2 separate regions of the Mus musculus genome follow, and region 2 is linked to region 1. The links are chromatin loops, found by intact Hi-C in ENCODE. Cell type or tissue: gastrocnemius. All regions are shown on one strand.

Region 1 (2,500 bases):
CAGCATGCAAATGAACACAGCAACAGCCCTCAGAAGGCAGCCTGGACCCCTTCTGATTGGAGGTCTTCTGAAAACAGGTTAGTGATTGGCCTGGGTCATTTGCATGTCCTGGCACAAAGGCAGGATCAGATGACCTTGGGGTCTCACTGGGCTTACTTGTCTCTGCTTCCACAGCAAACAGAATCAAACAAGAAGCCACCAATGGGATAGGGACGATTACCCCCTTTTTAGAGAAAAGGCTGTGATGTGGTGGGAAATGAAAATAATAGAATATGATGCTGTATAATCCTTAAAATATCGTGTTACAATGCCAAAAAAAAAAGCAAAGATTTTCCCATTCTCAAACTATTCTTCCTCTTTAAAAGTTATGATACATCATGAAAAGAGACAAATCAGAGATGGACAGGAACCTTAAAGTTCTGACTGGCTTTGACTAAACTTAATGAGAATTCGGGCACTGAAGTCATTTTCTTTATGCTCCAAAACTCTTAAAGCAAACTCTATGAACATGAATTTGTTTTCTAGAAAGTATCTCAGAAGTTTCTGAGATGGGACAATGGCAGAACTGCTTTTTTGTTTGTTTGGTTGGTTGGTTTGGCTTGGTTTTTTCGAGACAGGATTTCTCTGTGTAGCTCTGGCTGTCCTGGAACTCTTTGTAGACCAGACTGGCCTCAAACTCAGAAATCCACCTGCCTCTGCCTCCCGAGCGCTGGGATTAAAGGTGCGCGCCACCACGCCCGGCTCAGAACTGCTTTTTATAGCTATCTTGTACTTTACGCATATTCAAAAGATTAATTGACCTAAGTAAGCCTTTACAAAGGAAAGCCCTGAGCTGAGGTGTGGCTTGCTGATAGAGCACTAGTTTAGCATGTGGGAGCTCTTAAAGTCCTATTTTTGACAACATAAAATATTAAATTAAAAACTCATAGATAAACATTTGGCAGAAGCCTCTTCCAGACGTTTTAAAGGCAACTTTAGGGGGCACCTAGGAAGCAGAAGGTTGTGTGGGCTCATAAATCCAGCTGATTCCTCTCTTACCTGAAAAGAATGTTCCTTATAAGGAAAGATTCAGTTCATTATTCCCCTCCTTCCATCACAATGGGGACTAACAGGAGCTAAGCCGTGTGGTCAGCAAAGGATAAGTCAGAAACGTGGCTCTGCCCCTCAATTACTGTGGTGCAGACTGGAACCGGTCTCATCTTCAGTATTGAGGAGTCCACATCCAAGAGTCAGACAACAGCACTCGCCCTGAGGGCTCCCCCTTGTGGTTAAAGGAGTCAGCATGGATGGAAGGACCTTCTGGAAGAGTTGGTGATGTGTTTGTCTTTCTCGCCTCCTGTCCACACCTTACTGAGTTTCTCAAAGAACCGTCTACTGAAACCGGTCATGCCAAGGAAAAGCCATTACTGTAGACTTGGGGACAAGCATAAGAAATTATTTATGTTGTGAAAATAAAATCAGTACATCAGACGAGGCTCCTTCGATGTAATCAGAGAACAGTTAGTATATCATTACTTCCACTGCCATTCAAACCTATGCTGAGGCCTTATTACCATCTTCAACCCCCTTGGCTACAACTCCAGGTGGGATCTAGGTCTCTTCTTTCTACACTGGGGTTGCACTGGGAGGAGGTTTAAAGTTTATCAGTTATTGTTAGTCCTAGATGTTTCTGCATAACTTATCAAAATGTTTGATTCTGTATCGTAGTCAAATCTTTTCATTTCACAGTGGAATCATACTCCCTCTGCAGAAGCTACCTTGGCCTCTCAAAAAGCATGTACCCACAATTCCAGCACTCTGGAGGCTGAAGAATATTAGAGGGCAGCTTGGGCTACATAGCAAGAAGTTATCTCAAATCCAACACACACACACACACACACACACACACACACACACACACACGAAAAACTACTAAAACAGAAAAGCAAGGTGACCCATGGTGTTTGTTTGCTTGTTTGTGTGTTTCCTGTATAATAAATCCATTCTGGGCTTTTCTACCTCCTCACCGAATGCTAAGCCTGGCTCCAGGTAACCCAGTGTTCGATAGACTAGGGGGAGAGCAGAAAATCTCCCCTTTGAAACTATTGTGAATCTACTGAGCAGGTCCCTGGGCATGGGGTATATGTGCCCTCCAAGGAGCATCTTACAATCTCTTCAAAGGGGCCAATATCACAGCATCTCTCCAGCTGGCTATTGATGTCTCCTCAGACTCTGAAATCCATCATTCCACCATTACACACTAGTCATTACACTTCACCTCTCCTAATTGTTCTCTCAAGCAGCATGTCAGATGACCAGCAAACTGGCTTCCTTAGCCCTGTCTCATAAGGGATGTGATTCAACAGTCTCCATCAGCACCCTTGGTCTACATGGTAAATTCCCTTCATGTGGTGACCCACACTTCATCTCAGAATGCCCATTCTTGGATATGTAACATGTAACAAGCAAGGGTCAACAAAGAAAAGGGAAGAGTTAGTGAGTGAACTTTCAGTGAGAGTCC
Region 2 (2,500 bases), 180 kb before region 1:
CGCCTCTGAAGCAAAGACAGATGGTTGGAGAGATGGGCCAAAACTCTAGGAAATGCCCATTTTGGGAGGAAAGTCTAATGCTGGTTGCATGTGTTTCAAAAAGGAATGTGTGATGACTGCCAATTTTTCATGCATTATCTTTGTATACATGAATTCAGGGATAGCCCATGTCCCTAAACTGTCAGGCCCATGCACATAAATCACCAGAAAAATGTGATAGCAGGCACAATAAAACAACATGAAACTCTGAAGAATTCCATGTATGCATGCCTCCGCATTCACTAATGTACCATAAGTGCTGTGTCCTAGACCTTCCCATTCAGAACAATCAAGGAGGAATTTTATTTCTCACCTTTAGGAAAGTTCCAGGGATTGAAATCTTACCTTGGACCATGAATTTTCATGATAGGGTGGTGGCTGTCCAGCCGAGCACTCCATGTCTATAAGCCCAAGCTGCAATCCCAAGCAAAGCTAAGTGAAAATCACACTCCTGAGTCTGTCCAAACGCACTCTCTGTCACAAAAGCACACACTGTTCTGTTCCATTGATTTCTCGTGTACTGATTCATCAGTCATGGACACTCATTTACCAGAGGTAAGAAACCCTTTCCTAAATTGTACTCTTCTTCCCTTCTTTATGCTCCCCACTGTGGTTCATATGGACTATACTTATAGCTTATACTTGGAAGGCCTATCTACCATGCATCTGAGAGTGCTGTGCTACTGTATAATCTGTAAGGGTTTTTTTTTTCTATTTTTACCATCAAAATATGATACTGTTTTAAAGGCACTATTAATAAAAATAAATGAACCATGGGATAAGGGAAAAGATTTATAGAACCAGAAGTAGCAATATCAGCATTTTTCTATTTGTTATAGAAACACTGAAGCACATTGTCCTATGAACACACACAAACACACAGCGATGGGCATGGAGGTATATCCACAGACATATAGGCATATTTTATAAGAATTTCTCAACTTGACTTTGTGTGATGAATTCCTAATTTCTGATGCCATTTATTTTGAAATTTTTAACAACTATGTAAGAATAATCACAGTTTAGCTTGTTTTTAATTATTTTCTTTAGTAATAGTTAGACTCAATATGGTATAACTGAGCTTAAAGATATGGGAAAACTGTGACTACATTAAGTGTCTTATTTATTCTATCCCTGAAATACTATTCCAGATTATACCCCCATGACTCTTTCAATAACTTGAAATCATGTTTCTCTTTTTGACAATTTCATTGGTTCTGTTGAATGATTCTAAATTTCACACCTGGAGACAGTGGGATTAAGTAAAGCTAATGTTTTATATCTCTGCTTCAAGTCTGCAAATATTGATTTTTTTGTAATTATTTAATTTGGATAATGATTTAATTAATTACATATTACATAGGCTTGAACTGGGGAAGCCAGTCACTAGAGGGCAGCAAACCTCAGAGAAAAGACATGAATTCAAATGCTGATTCTTAATTCAAGGTAATAAAAAATACATCGCATGACCTAGAGAGGGCAAAGCACCTATGCTTTCCCAAGTGTCTCTGTATGTCATAAAGTCTCGGCTCTTGCAAAAACCTGAAGGAGAAACTTTTATCTTCTTTGAAAAAACTGTTAGTACAATTTAATTATCAATGAACAGTGAGCATCTTAAGTTATTCTTTAAATAGAACATCTATATAACAACACTTATGCTAGCTCAGCATGTTTAAGAGAGCATTGTGAAGTAGGTCACTGAGATTCTGTGGGATTTCTGCCTCTTTGGAGGGAGCAGATGTTCCTTATATCATCCTGAGAGTGGGAAAGACAGGAAGGAAGGGAGAAAAGGAAGGAAGGAAGGAAGGAAGGAAGGAAGGAAGGAAGGAAGGAAGGAAGGAAGGAACTACTTTTTAATCTCTAAAAATTTGAAGTTAATTTTTGAGTCTAAAAAACATGCAAATATTCGTAAAGAAAAAATTGTCTGTAGTGTATAATTTCAGTGACTGTCACTACTAATAGAAATTATTTTCAAATTTATTTATTGTTTCTAAGATAAACTAATAAGAGAATTTAAACATAGATCCCCTTTCCCTTTCAAACTGTTTCTGCTCACGTAACGCTATAATCATCATAACATTGATTAGTTAGAGTGCCCATCCTTTTCATATCGTTAGAGTAAGGTGAAGAAGTTGTATAGACTTTATTTATAAAAAAAAATACCCCTTCCTTTCCTTTGCAATTTAGAAATCCTTGTAAAAATGTGTTGGCAATTTAATTAGCATTTTATCAATATTTGTACTAGGGTGTTTCAAGACCCACGAAAACATGAATTTTTATGAGTTAATGTGAAAATAAAATCTACAAAGAAACAGCGTTACCATCTTCAGTCAAATGAAGTAGAGTGCTTTTCAACGACTTCTTTCTAATCCTGACCTTGGTTGTGTGACTTTGACTTTGCTTATTGCCGACTAAGTATCTTGGCAAAGTTCATTTTCTTGGATTGTAAAAAAAAGGGAGA

The links. Peaks named below come from ENCODE experiments on the same cell type or tissue, not always from the same donor. Only the 100,000 strongest peaks of a DNase experiment are listed, where the experiment ranks them.
Region 2: it touches region 1 in a loop (10-fold over the local background); 36 of 42 quality-filtered maps call a loop at or near these places.

The regions. Positions count from the first base shown.
Region 1 is chr3:79,882,025-79,884,524 of GRCm38, reverse strand. The region is part of intron 1 of Gm36569 (a long non-coding RNA gene); the gene reads left to right. It also overlaps a transcript of Gask1b not described here. Among named protein-coding and RNA genes, the nearest start is that of Gask1b, 2.7 kb to the left of the region's middle. In gastrocnemius, a CTCF peak has its summit at 1,262 (motif pointing left); a DNase peak (open chromatin) is centred at 1,252; H3K4me3 peaks cover 52 bases; H3K27ac peaks cover 707 bases.
Region 2 is chr3:80,057,892-80,060,391 of GRCm38, reverse strand. No RefSeq gene overlaps it. Among named protein-coding and RNA genes, the nearest start is that of Gm36569, 170 kb to the right of the region's middle. In gastrocnemius, a CTCF peak has its summit at 1,428 (motif pointing right); a DNase peak (open chromatin) is centred at 1,436.